2 separate regions of the Homo sapiens genome follow, and region 2 is linked to region 1. A link is a contact called in ENCODE POLR2A ChIA-PET data. All regions are on one chromosome and are shown on one strand. The core of a region is the stretch at or near the end of the contact, and the rest is flanking DNA. Distances in the headings are between cores, read along the strand shown.

The links. ChIA-PET counts read pairs that join two places held with the same protein, here RNA polymerase II (POLR2A).
Region 2: POLR2A ChIA-PET joins it to region 1 with 11 read pairs in activated naive CD4-positive, alpha-beta T cell. The contact joins two enhancer-like sites. POLR2A ChIA-PET finds 5 or more read pairs at or near these places in 6 of 52 experiments (A673, HepG2, K562 and 3 more).

What each region holds. Positions count from the first base shown.
Region 1 is chr6:52,330,116-52,337,339 of GRCh38, forward strand. No RefSeq gene overlaps it. Among named protein-coding and RNA genes, the nearest start is that of PAQR8, 28 kb to the right of the region's middle. RefSeq lists an enhancer at 7,002-7,171 and a cis regulatory region at 7,087. Within about 2 kb of position 3,841, at least 6 of the 41 ENCODE cell types and tissues checked have a DNase peak (open chromatin) inside an H3K27ac peak, as active enhancers do.
Region 2 is chr6:52,422,283-52,429,506 of GRCh38, forward strand. It overlaps EFHC1 (EF-hand domain containing 1), which reads left to right. Exons shown (of 11, transcript NM_018100.4): 2 at 1,664-1,885. Among named protein-coding and RNA genes, the nearest start is that of EFHC1, 5.6 kb to the left of the region's middle. Within about 2 kb of position 1,794, at least 10 of the 41 ENCODE cell types and tissues checked have a DNase peak (open chromatin) inside an H3K27ac peak, as active enhancers do.

The sequences.
Region 1 (7,224 bases), core at 2,591-5,090:
TAAAGCATGTGTAGATTGTGTACTAGAGAAGCCAACATTTTTATTCATTCATTTGTTCATTTGTTGATTACTCATTCATTTTACAAATATTTGTTTAGGCATTACTATTTTGGAGTAATACATTTATGTAAAATCAACCTCCAACTTTAAAAATCAGACCAGTTAATGGGAAGAACCAATATGTAAATAGACAGTTAACAATAGTGTGCTATGGCTGAGGGTGCTGAGGGAGCCTTGGAGAAAGTGAAGGGTGAGGGGAGGGTGGCGTGGAGAGGGCACCTAATTCAGCCTGGGAGTTGGGTATGGGCTGAGAGTGATTTCAGGCGGAGCTTCTGGGAGAAGGTGACACATAAACTGTATCTTGGGGGAGTTCTTAGAGTTCTCAGAAGGCAAGAGTGGGAGAAAGATAATCTCTCTAGATGGATCAATACTTTCAAAGAGCCAGAGTCAGAAAAGAGCATGGTGCATTGGAAAACTTGTCATTGGTTTGCTTCGGCTGGAATGGAGTGTGGATATGGAGACATGGCAGGAGCTGGAGCAAGGGCCACTTCACACAGGGTGTGAAATGCTAGTTGGAGGAACTTACTCTTTATCTCAATGGGGTGTGGAGCCTCTGAAAGCTATTTAGCAAGGCATGATGTAATCAGATTTGCATGCAGAATGGCAAGGTACAGTGGTAATCACACCCATACATGGGGATTGTTTCTATATACGTTGTATTTAAAACTGGAAAATAATAAAGAATTAAAATTGTGAATGACTTGCTTTACATAAATTAAAATAGGTACCAGGCTATGCCTTTAATAACAGCACTCTCAGCTACCTGTTTTTTGCTTTTTTTTTTTTTGAGACGGAGTTTCGCCCTTGTTGCCCAGGCTGGAGTGCAATGGTGTGATCTCAGCTCACCACAACCTCTGCCTCCCGGGTTCAAGAGATTCTCCTGCCTCAGCCTCCTGAGTAGCTGGGATTACAGGCATGTGCCACCATGCCCGGCTAATTTTTTGTATTTTTAGTAGAGACGGGGTTTCTCCATGTTGGTCAGGCTGATCTCAAACTCCCCACCTCACGTGATCCACCTGCCTCGGCCTCCCAAAATGCTGGGATTACAGGCATGAGCCACCATGCCCGTCCTGCTACTTGCTTTTAAATATTATTTTGAATGGTGTTAATGCCAGAGCTGAGGAAATAGCACATATAACTCACATTCCAGCTTGTCTTTGTCCTAGCTCTTAGAGAAGAACGCTATATAACCTCTAATACCAATGGAGATTTAAGTATTGTAGTGCTTCTTTATAACTTTATATTTATTTCCAATTTATCTTTATGTTTTCCAATAATTACATTTTTAGTTTAAAAAAGAGAAAAAATAGAAAGGAAGAAAACATTCATAGGACAGGTATATCATTAAGTGAATATTTTACTTACTCACATGTTTATAAAATGTTTTTATGAATATAATACCCCTTCCCTGAGTAGTCTGTGGTCTATGCTTTACTTTCCAGCTAAATTTTAGGAAACTGCATCAGAATTTAAGTCAAGGGAGTGAGTAATGCATGGTGAATATTATCTGTTATTGGTATATTGCAACAGGAAAAAAAAATAAAACCTAACTGACTGAGTGACTCAATGTCTATTTCAATCTCCTTTGAGTATGCCTTCCCATACTGCAGAATTGGGAAGCCAAAAACTACATTTTCCAAATTCCCCAGGTAGAGTTTCTAAGGATGTGACTTAGGTTGTGACAATTAGACACACTGACATAAGACTCCAAATTCAGAGTTGAATGAGTTGTTGGGGCACAAGGCGGGCAGGGCAGGAAGCATCTATTCTGCTTGTGCGGAGCACAGCAACCCTAGGTTGTGAGTTTGCTAGCTCAGCTGACACTCCCTAACTGTGGCAGAAGCAGCAACTCCCCTGGCAACTCAGTTCTGAGTGTGACTTTGTTCCTAGTAATTCAGCCTCAAATCCACTTCTTCAGCTCTCCCACTGATTCTGTAAGCCAATTAATACCTTGCAATAATCTTTTTGGCTTAAACTAGCTAGGGAAGGCTATGCTTTCTGCACCTGAACCATGACCAATGTAGTCAGCGAAACCTGAGCCTTTGAGAAAAAGCTGAGGAGAAGCCAGAAAAGTAGCAGTAAAACCAGGACAGGCTGCTACCCTACAATCAAGACAGAAGAGAGTTTCAATAAGCAATGAAACACTGCAGAGAGGCCAAGACAGACACAAATATGAAGTAAAAACGATTCAGCCAGGAGGTCAAAGATGATGTGGAGAGGAGCCATTTCATGGAGTGGCAGGGGAGGAAGCCATATTGCAGGTGGTTGAGGAGAGTCTTCCATTTTATTTGGACTTAATTTTTTTGAGACAGGTCTCGCTCTGTGGCCCAGGCTGGAGTGCAGTGGCGTGATCTCGGTTCATTGCAACCTCCACCTCCCGGGTTCAAGCAATTCTCTGCCTCAGCCTCCTGAGTAGTTGGGATTACAGGCACACACCACCACGCCCGGCTAATTTTTGTATGTTTAGTAGAGATGGTGTTTCACCATGTTGGCCAGGCTGGTCTTGATCTCCTGACCTTGTGATCGATCCGCCTTAGCCTCCCAAAGTGCTGGGATTACAGGAGTGAGCCACCACGCCCCACGTGGACTCAATTTATGAAGTAAGAGTCAGGTGCTGACTACATGATGTGAGAGGTACAGGAAGGTTTTTACATTTCCTATTACTGTGCCTAGAAGCCTACATGGTGGCCCAATCAGGAGGTAGGAATTTTTCTTCTGTCGTCATCTATTAAAGGGGCTCTAGCCCCAACTCTGCCACTGGGAGTTCTGTGAAATAGTTCTCTGAAATTCCATTTTAAAAGAGAAAAAGTTCTTTAGAAAATGGGCATATGGCTAGGTGCAGCTGCTCACACCTGCAATTCCGGCACGTTGGGAGGCCAAGGTGGGAGAATTGCTTGAGCCCAGGAGTTTAAGACCAGCCTGGGCAACATAGCAAGACGCTATCTCTAAAAAAAAATACAAAAATTAGCCGGGTATGGTGATGTATACCTGTAGTCCCCACTACTCAGAAGGCTGAGGTGGGAGGATTGCTTGAGCTAAAGAGGTCGAGGCTGCAGTGAGCTAGGATTGAGCCACTGCACTCCAGCCTGGGCAATGGAGTGACACCCCGTCTCAAGAAAGAAAGAAAGAAAGAGAGAAAGAGAGAAAGAGAGAAAGAGAGAAAGAGAGAAAGAGAGAAAGAGAGAGAGAGAGAGAGAGAGAGAGAGAGAAGGAAGGAAGGAAGGAAGGAAGGAAGGAAGGAAGGAAGGAAGGAAGGAGAGAGAGAGAGAGAGAGAAAGAAGGAAGGAAGGAAGGAAGGAAGGAAGGAGAAAGAAAGAAAGAAAAAGAAAGAAAGAAAGAAAGAAAGAAAGAAAGAAAGAAAGAAAGAAAGAAAGAAAGAAAAGACAAAGAAAACAGGCATACTAATACCTGTCCTGCCTTCTGCACAGGCAGAATGGTGAAAGAGATAAGAGCACAGGATTTGGACTTGGTCAGACCCAGGCTTTAATCCTGATTTTGCCGCTAGTTAGCTGTGTGACCTTGGGCAAGTTATGTATACCTAGCTTTCTCCTCTGGAAATTAGGGATAAGAGTATCAGCTTCACAGTGATTATGACGATTAGTTGAGGTATGTAAGGCATTCAGCACAGTGACTGGCAGGTAGCAAGCTCTCAGAAGATGACAGTTAATTTCATAAGTGGTCCAAAATACCTTTTGGGAGATAATGCTCACGAGTGTTTTATTCACAGGGTTGCTGGCCAAATGAGAAAATGCACAGGAAAGCAAAATGTAACAGGCCTATCAGGATGAAAACACTGTGAGAAAGGTCACACATTAAACCACAAATGTTTTGGGTTCCTTGACAACTAGATTGTGCTACAGAGTTGGTAGGGTAGGGAGGAAGAGGAGAAGCTGAACTTCAACTGCTGCAGTTTTTCCTGGGGCTGGCCCTTGTTAGAATAATAGACACTCTACCATAGAGAGGCAGTTGATTCACCTATACCTGTTGGATAAAAAAGAAAACCATGTGGCTGGTGGAGCTGAGAAAGTGGAAAGAATAAAGGGAGCAGAAGATATATTGCTTGAAATCAGGCAAAAGTTCCATATATCAAAAGCCTCATTCTGGCTGACTTCATCACCAAACTCCCCTCCCAGAGGCCTCTGCCTGGGCTTTTGCAGAAAACATGTACAAACTCTATGCAAAGTAAGAATCCAAAATAGCTTATTTAGAAATAAACCACCTGCTTGTACAAACAGGAAGATCTGAAATCCCTGGAGTTGGGCAAGTGAGTTCCTTGCTTCCCTGCCTAGCCCAGCCTCCTACTGGACCCCCACTACCACAAAGGGATGGAATTACACTCCTTTCTCTCCAGCCTCTTTGCTTTGCTTTTTCCTTTTATTTTTAGTTGTCATGTAATAATTGTACAAATTGATGGGATATGGAGTGCTATTTCTTTTTCTTTTTTTTTTTGAGATGGAGTCTCGCTCTTTCACCCAGGCTGGAGTGCAGTGGTGCAATCTCAGCTCACTGCAACCTCCGCCTCCCGGGTTCAAGCGATTCTCCTGCCTCAGCCTCCTGAGTAGCTGTGACTACAGGCACGCATCACCATGCCCAGCTAATTTTTTGTATTTTTAGTAGAGACGGGGTTTCACAATGTTAGCCAGGTTGGTCTCAATCTCCTGACCTTGTGATCAGCCTGCCTCAGCCTCCCAAAGTGCTGGGATTACAGGCGTGAGCCACCGCACCCAGCTGGAGTGCTATTTTAATACATGCATACAATGAGTAATGATCAAATCAGGGTAATTAGCATATCATCACTTCAAACACTTACCATTTCTTTGTGTTGTGAACATTCAAAATCATCTTGTAGCTTTTTGAGAATATACAATAAATTATAATTAACCACATTCGCAAAGCACCAGAACTCTCACCCTCCTCCCCTCCCTCACCCACCCTTCCCAGCCTCTAATACTCACAATTCTACTCTCTACTTCCATGGGCTCAAAAAATTTATTTTATCTCCCACATGAGTGAGATCATGCGGTATTTGTCTTTCAGTGCTTGGTGTATTTCACTTAACATAAAGTCCTCCAGGCTCATCTATGCCATGAATGACAGGATTTTCTTCTTTTTTATTCCAACCCCTTTTCTTTGTTCCTTCTCATGGGAACACATCAATAAAGGCACCTACTGGTGGCCAAAGGGGGCTCTCTGATGCCACCACCCCATTCCCTATCCTACCCTTTATCCCATCCTTTATTCCTGTCAGAGACTAAACAGAGACAGGGGAATGAGTTTTCACTGTGGATTACTTAATTTTTTTAGGTCACAGTGTTCTAATCAGTAATCATCCATCTTTCTGTTACCTCATTCTGTGAGGCGAAGAATTTAAAGCCTGCTTGAATTCAAGGTCAGGCTGCCTTCTGCAGCTGGAGGCATCCCCAGCAGGCCAAGGCTTCACTCTCTCAGCTGGTGTCAGGGACCCTTAGGGAGTGGACAGAATAGCATGTGGAAAGAGGCAGTGTGACCAGCCTTGCCACCTGTTTCACAGGTGGCACTGCTGGCTGAGTCAGTCTGCTAAGGAGGACAGCCCTGGAACTGGTCAGAGAAGGCTTAGTAAATCTCTTCTGATTGCTAACCTCTGAGACCTCACAGCCTATAATTTCCCAAGACAGACCTGTTATTACAAACAGTCAACCTAGTAATCACTGCCCAAGCCCAGGTGTCCTGAAGAAGTAGGGTGGAAGCTTGCATTGAAAAAGGAAAATGATAAGGAGATATTTGCCCAGCAAAGATATTCTGTAGAACAGATAACATGGGCACATTGTACTGCCTTCCTCCATCTTCCCACAGCACCTACCAAAGTCCTGGCAAGCCATCAAATTAGGCTTATAGGTAGCTGCCCTTTCTGAAGGCTACATTCAAATTTTTCTAAAAGATAATTTGATTTCATTCAGTTCAACCCAGTGAGTTTATACATTTATTTTAGCATCTATTCTATGCTTGGTACTGTGAGGATGAGCCATGAATTAAAACATCAGGTCAGCGTATACTCGACACAGTTGTAGAAATGAGAACCTTTACTTTTTCACAGTGAAGACCGAGGAAGCTGAAAAGAATGCTTTTGGTTTTCTTCCCTCTACCCCAGACTCTCCCAAGGCCATACTTTTCTCTCTCTCTCTCACTCTGGGGGAAGAAATATTGAAATTTTTTATCTAAGGCTTTTTCCTAGAATTTGAACTGCATAGGGAACATTGCTTCATCATCAACATTTTCTTTCATTTTCAACCTCTTTCCACCTGCCCTAAAAACATGTTTGAATCTAACCCACCCCTACTGTTCTTTCTCTACCTTCATTTCTTCCTGGGATACAGTTTTTCATCTTTTGCTCATGCAATTAATTATTCATTCATTAATTTAACAAATATTTAGTGATGAACAGTATGAGTAAGGCCCTTTCCTACGCTGGAGACAAAAATGAATAAAGCCTTGTTCCTTTAATGAAGCAGTCCCTAACCTTTTTTGACACCAGGAACTGTGTGGCCTAAGTGAGTTACATATTCCCTCTGAGACTCAGTTTACCCTAAGATTCTGTTAACTGGGAATAACTATGTATTTGAGAGTTATTGTGAGGGTTAAATGATATATCGTGTGAAAAGCTCCTGTCACATGGTCAGTGCTAAACAAATATTAGTCACCTTTCCTTGCATGACACTATACATTCTTAGCTCTTTGCCCATTTCTCAGACTGCTTAACCTAGAATTTCTTTGCTGGATCTGTGTTATCCCTATCCCCCTGAATTGTAGGCATTACTTAATAGAAATTTGTTTTTGAGGGTTACCCAGGATCCCCTCACCAAAATTCCAGGGAAAGTTCAGGACTGTAGTTTGGAGACCCCGCCCCTTCCCACTTCCAGCACCATCCCTCATCCCCAGCCTGAGTGGTCTTGGGACAGCAGAAATGGGGGTGACATGTGACCCAGGTTTGGCCAATCAGAGCCTTGCATTCTCCTGAAAGAACAACGATTGGTTCAATGATGGGCACGACACTCCTCTAGACTTCTTTGCTTATATGAGCCGCGAATTCCTCTTTTTGCTTAAGCTCTTTGGATTGGGCTTTCTGACACTTAGAAGCAAAGGAGTTTGAACTGAGAGAGAAATAAGTTAACACTCACTCCTCATTCA
Region 2 (7,224 bases), core at 544-3,043, 90 kb after region 1:
TGATGTTGCTTCTGTCTTTGGTGGTGGAAGAAGAGCTTGAAGTTCCATAAATTACCCAATGAGGATGTCAACTCAGCGCATTTTGTTCTATGTCATGTTTACTATATACCTGGAGCAGTCCCTGTCAACTGACTTGTGACTCTGAATACATGACCTTTAAAAACAAATGTCATACATTTGTTTTTATGGGTTATATACAGTTTATAACCCTTTTAGCAAAAGAAGTTTATTCTGTTGTACCTTTCATGTTAGTACAGATCTTGAAAGATGGTAGGCTGGGCTCTAAAGCAATTAGGATGTAGAAAGTTTTTTTCATAAAAATATTTTTTATGATTAATCTTAAATTGTATCTATGTATATATTTGAATATTATAGATAAGTAATTGTGAAAGTATCCTCACAACAGAAAAAGGAAACCATTAACATAACCTCTAATTTGCCTTTCTACTCTTTTTTATTTAATCTTTTAAATAAAAATGTGTTCATTGTAAAAAATCAACATAATTTAGAAATGTATAATACAGAGGACCAAACCAGTCTCTTCATGCACATATTTCCATGCTTATAATTGCAGTACACATATAATTTTATATGTTGCTTTTTCAGGCTTATTAAATCATAAATATTTTCACCAGGTTGCCACGTGATCTCTAAAATCAATATTTTAATGACAGCACCATAATCCATTGAGTGAGTTTTCGATCATTTACTCATGTCTTCATATGACTGTCTTTTAGATTGTCTTCAACATTTACCATTGTAATGGGCAGCTTCAGGCATATAGTTCTTTCTCATAATTCTGAATCATATTCGTAAATAAATGGTCGGGGTAGAATTATTGAGTTCAAGACTTTAAATATATACCATCCAGTTGCTTTCCAAAGAGTTGTAAGAATGTATCACTGTCATTGTGACAAGAGGGACAGGTAAAAATAAATTCATTCCATGTAAAAATAAAATTCACAGAACCGTATCTTCTAGGTTCTACAGTTTTTACGGCCCCAGATATCAGATGAAAAACATGAGAAGACTAGTGAAAAACTTAAGAGTATAGATGAGATACTCTTTTAATCTCTCATGCAAGGTGAATTGGTAGTTAAATTGGGCATTACAGAGCACAGCTTTAAATTTTACTTTAAGCTTAGGTGGCTACTTCGCTCCTTGTTCTTGTTCAAGTGTTTTAACTTAAAATACAGAATCTTTTAATGTAGGTAAGCTTTTGTTTTGTTTTGTTTTTTTGAGACAGAGTCTCACTGTTGCCCAGGCTGGAGTGCAGTGGTTCAATCATAGCTTATTGCAGCTTGGACCTCCCAGGCTCAAGTGATCCTTCCACCTCAGCCGACTATAATAGGCACAAGCCACCACACCCAGCTAATTTTTTTTTTTTTTTTTTTTTTTTTTTAGTTTTTGTAGAGACAGCATCTTGTTGCCCAGGCTGGTCTCGAACTCTGGGGCTGAAGTGATTCTCCCTCTTCAGCCTCCCAGAGTTCTGGGATTATAGGCACGAGCCACCATGCCCAGCCTTAATGTTGGTAAGCTTCTTGATGTAAGTTTTGTGATGCTTATAAGCAAAGATTCAAGTTATATTTTTAAAAGTTAGTTTTTTTTTTACCTAACAAATATTTGTCTAATGTTATTAATGACACATTCTTTTCTTCTTCAGAAAACAGCCTTCCACAGAAGTCAGACGCTGAGCTACAGGAACGGCTATGCAATTGTTCGACGTCCAACAGTTGGGATAGGCGGAGACCGGCTCCAGTTCAACCAGCTGTCCCAGGCTGAGCTGGATGAGTTGGCCAGTAAGGCACCAGTCTTAACTTATGGCCAACCTAAACAAGCCCCACCTGCGGATTTTATTCCTGCGCATGTGGCCTTTGACAAAAAGGTATCATCTGGAATTTTAGGGTACCCCTTGAATTAGGGTCTGAGAGCCAACTGCTTGCAAAAAAGTTAAAACAGTAAACCACAGAATTTCCAAAGGGCTCTGAGGAGAAAATTGTTCAGATGCCTTAACCCTTAGTCATGGACAGCTGAACTCAGGCTAAAAAGAGGCTTTCTTTAGTCAGGAAGCTGATTACAGGGAGTAAAGTAGTTCCCTGTAGACTTCACCAGACTATTTTCCAAATGCAGTTAAAGAAAAGTTGGCTATAATTCTGAATTCTTGAATTTATATTCTATGTTTATCAGCCGTGTGTTCTCCACTTTTTAAAGGTAACTGTATTCTGTAATGGTGACATATCTAATCTTCATGAGATGCAGAATATCATTATGAAAACAATGACTCCATCTATTGTCAGTTTTCTGCAAGGCAGTCTCCATAAGTTTTTGGTTTTCAGGGAACATTTCATGTTTGATATTACATAACCAATGGGTGGTATAACATTTTTGTTTGTTTCTCATTTATCTTTATGTTTTTGCAATGTGAGTTTCCTCATTTCCATCTATTGACATTACCACATCATTCTTGTTTTTCCTTGTCAATGAGCCTCCTCTTTTCACTAAAGTGAAGTAGCCCTAGCCCTGACCATGTAGCAGAATCACTGGCGAGATTTTTAAGAAAGTTACGTTATTCCAACCCTCATCAGTTCTAATTTCCAGATGAGCTTTATGTGTAACTGGTTCTGAGAAGTACTGATCAGTTTTGATAAGTTAGCTTTCTTAATTTACTCTTAGTCTGTTTCTTTTCTTGTCTTAATTTTTATTTTATTATTCCTGTTAAATGTCTATAACATTTTCATCCAGCCAGCCAACTTTTATTGAGTACCTGTTGTAAGCTAGAGGCTGGGGAGGAGCTATGCCATTTACATGATAGTCACTTATTTTTAAACAATTTCAGTCTCTCAACTAGAATCTGTATCATTTCCTCTTCCCCACTTAACTCATTTATAGGGACACATTCACATATGCATTCATAGGCCGAACCTAAACATCCACTAAACAGTATGATTTATATAATTGGATGTATCTTTTCCTTTTGCTTGTTTCTTTTGTTTATTTGTGGCTTTGACAGACATTGCAAAATCAGCAGAGAAGGGAGAGGGCTGAAAATACAAGAGAGAAGTGGGATAGGCACTAAATAATTACCAAGATATGAATCCTGGTATGTTTAATTTTTACTGAAAAGAATAGTAAGTAACTGTTATAAAGTAGAAGGTGATAAAGTGATATATGTCGTAAGAAAGTATTAGTAAAATTCAGAGGAGAAATTGCGCTTGAGTAGGAAATAGGCTTCCTATTTTTTGTTTTCTATGTTATTTTACACTAATTGTTGTTACTTAATTTGTACTTATTTAATATTCATAATTCATTTCTTTAAGGATAGTGCACATAAAAATATTATTTTTATTTTCCAATTCATTTTACTTGGATCATCACAATTTCTAGATAAATGAGCCTTAGCATAGATAATGGGGTAGAGAGAAGCTAAATGCATGACTTTGAAACTAAGTTTGTTTGTTTATAATAAGGGAATTATGGTTTCTCTGAATTAAATGAAGGTTCTAATTTTAAATGAAGGACCTCTAATACCCAGAGGTCCACATAATAGCCAACATATTTGTCTATATTTTGGAAATTCTTAGGACTGTTCCTCATAGACAGAATATAACTTCATTTCTTACTTAGGTAATAAAGACCAGGACATCTATTCCAAGTGCCCTCATCTTTTCCCCTTGCTCCTGTATAATTCCAGCATCACCTACTATATTGTGTTTCCCAGACTGACTTCCAGCTCTTTATTTCTGATGTTCTTCTTTCATCTTTTTCATCTTCAAGTTTCATATTATTTCTATTTCAGACACTCTAGTGACTGCTTCTCTAGCTAGAGTCATATCATCCTGTCCTCTTTCTATAATACCTTGTGATGCCTTTAAGCAAGATAACTTTGTTTCTCACTTGACTGTCAAATCACTTACAATCTGACTTCTCCCTACCCACAGCCCCAGAATACTTTCTCCTAGGTAGCCAGTGCTGTCCTTTTACCAGATCTAGAGAGGTTTACTTTGCCAGCATTGTCTTTGGCTTGTTTATGCCATCTGACACTGTTGACCCTTCCTCCCTTCTTGAAACTGTGCTCTTCTTTTGCCTCCATGACTCTCATTTTCCTCCTTCTTTCTATGTGGTTGCTTATTCTTTAGCCTCCCTTCCTCTTTTCAATTCTTAACTTACAAGTATTTTCAAGGCTCTATCTCATTCTTTATATAATTTTCTTGAGATCTCACCCACTTTCGTGATTTCAACCGTCACCTCACCGTAGAGAATGTCACTATTTAGTTCCAACTCTGACATCATTGAGACTCCAGATCTGTATCCCCCTGGCCCATGGGATATCTTCACCTGGATGAACTGTTGGTACCTCAAGTTCTGTATGTCTCTAACTTATCTCTATCCCTCACCTTTTCCCATAGATCTGCTTTCCCTGTGTGGTTCCACTAGGTAATCCAAGCTTGAAACCTGAGCCATCTTTGGCTTTTTCTCTCCTTTATCCTCCACACTTAATGAGTTGCCAAGTCAAATATCTCTCACTTTCATTTCCTCTGCCACTATCATAGTTCAGACAAGCCAAATGACTACCTAACTGTTGTTTTAGTCTCATTCCTAGTCCTTATGCTTATAACAGGTATGCTGCCTTGTTTATTCTCTAGAGTTCAGCTCTGATTATGTCATTTTTCTGGGAAAATGCCATCAGGCTTTCTTAACCAATACAGTAAACATTACCACCATTCACCTCACTGTGACATGAAAGTCATCTTTCATTCTTCTTTCCCCTCACAATCCACATCTAATCTATTAGCAAGTTCTATTGTTTCTGCTTCTAAAATATGTAACTAATTCATTTACTTATTTTCATCCTCACTATTACCATAAATTTATTTTCCACAGAGCAGCCAGGCTTATTTTTTGAAAATCAGATTATGTCACATACTGACTGAAACACTTCCATGGCTTCCCTATCATCTATAAAGATCCAACTCTACAGGTTCCTCACAGCCCTACTGGAGCTGGCCCTCCCTGCTCTCTCCCCAGCCTCATCTTGGGTCCTTTTTCTCACCTATCATGTTTCAATACATTGGATTTATTTTTACTGATTTCCTTGAAATGGCAGCATTTGAAAATTCCAATTCAGGGCCTTTTTGTACATGGCATTTCTCCTATCTGAAATAGCTTCCCCACCATCCTTAAGTGGCTGACTCCATCTTTCCTTTCAGTGAGGCTTTTCCTGGCCACTCTGCTATGGCAGTTCCTCCTCATTTTTCTATATCACTTCCCTCTCTTTTTTTTTTTTCCCCTTTGCAGCACTATATTATAATTTGTGTTGCTGATTTGTTTAGTGTTTATCTGTCCCACCTGAGTGTATACTTCATGAAGGTAAGGACTTATATAGTTTATTATATATTTAGTGCTCAATAAATATCAGTTCTAAAATGACATGAATAATTAACAAAATTTATTTCTTGTCTGTGTCACTGCTGAAAATTGGCAAGTCAAACACGTACCATATATGCTTATAATAATGTAAAATTAAAAATGTGACTTGGCTTTTTATAATTGTGTGTGATATGAAAATATTTATGCAGCATTTCCCCCCTTCATCTTGAAGTAAATACAAATATTTTTATGTTTATTGTGGCATTCTGAGCACTTCCTGGGAGTTAGAAGACCTGGATTCTAATTCTGGGTCTCCTACCAGCTAACATTGTGACCTTGTAGTCACAATCTCTAATTTCCTCGTCTATAAACTCAGAAGGTTAGAATACATGATAATCAGGAGCCCAGCCTGCTATAAAATTCCATGAAAAGTATATTTTTAAACACAGTATTTAAATATAATTTTTCTTTTCTTTCTACGTAACAATCAAGTTCTTATTCTACCTGGGAAAGCTGATGTTATCCCACTACTTTAAAAACAATTTTTTTTATTTCCATAGGTTACTGGGGAACAGGTCGTGTTTGGTTACATGAGTAAGTTCTATAGTGGTGATTTGTGAGATTTTGGTGCACCCATCACCCAGGCAGTATACAGTGCCCCCAATTTGTAGTCTTTTATCCCTCACCCCCTTCCCACCCTTTCCCCCTGAGTCCCCAAAGTTCATTGTGTCATTCTTATGCCTTTGCATCCTCATACCTTAGCTACCACTTATGAGTGAGAACATACAATGTTTGGTTTTCTATTCCTGAGTTACTTCACTTAGAATAATAGTCTCCAGTCTCATCCAAGTCACTGTGAATGCTATTAATTCATTCCTTTTTATGGCTAAATAGTATTCCATCATATATATCACATTTTCTTTGTCCACTTATTGATTGATGGGTATTTGGGTTGGTTCCATATTTTTGCAGTTGCAAATTGTGCTGCTATAAACATGCATGTACAAGTATCTTTTTTGTATGATGAGTTCTTTTCCAATGGGTAGATACCCAGTAGTGGGATTGCTGGATCAAATGGTGGTTCTACTTTTAGTTCTTTGAGGAATCTTCACACTTTTAGTTCTTTAAGGAATCTTCCATAGTGGTTGTACTAGTTTACATTCCCACCAGCAGTTCCCAGTTCATTGCATCCACACCAACATCTAATATTTTATGATGTTTTGATTATGGCCATTCTTGCAGGACTAAGATGATATCACATTGTGGTTTTGATTTACATTTCCCTGATCATTAGTGATGTTGAACATTTTTTCATATGTTTGTTGGCCATTTGTATATCTTCTTTTGAGAATTGTCTATTCATGTCCTTAGCCCACTTTTTGATGGGCTTCTTTGTTTTTCCTTGCTAATTTGTTTGAGTTCATTGTAAATTCTGGATATTAATCTTTTGTCAGATGTATAGATTATGAAGATTTTTTCCCACTCTGTGGGTTGTCTGTTTACTCTGTTGACTGTTCCTTTTGCCGTGAAAAAGCTCTTTAGGTTAATTAAGTCCCAGCTATATATCTTTGTTTTTATTGCATTTGCTTTTGGGTTCTTGGTCATGAAACCCTTGCCTAAGCCAATGTCTAGAAGAGGTTTTCCAATGTTATTTTCTAGAATTTTTATAGTTTCAGGTCTTAGATTTAAGTCCTTGATCCATCTTGAGTTGATTTTTATATAAGGTGAGAGATGAGGATCCAGTTTTATTCTCCTACTTGTGGCTTGCCAATTATCCCAGCACAATTTGTTGAATAGGGTGTCCTTTCCTCACTTTATGTTTTTGTTTGCTTTGTCAAAGATCAGTTGGCTGTAAGT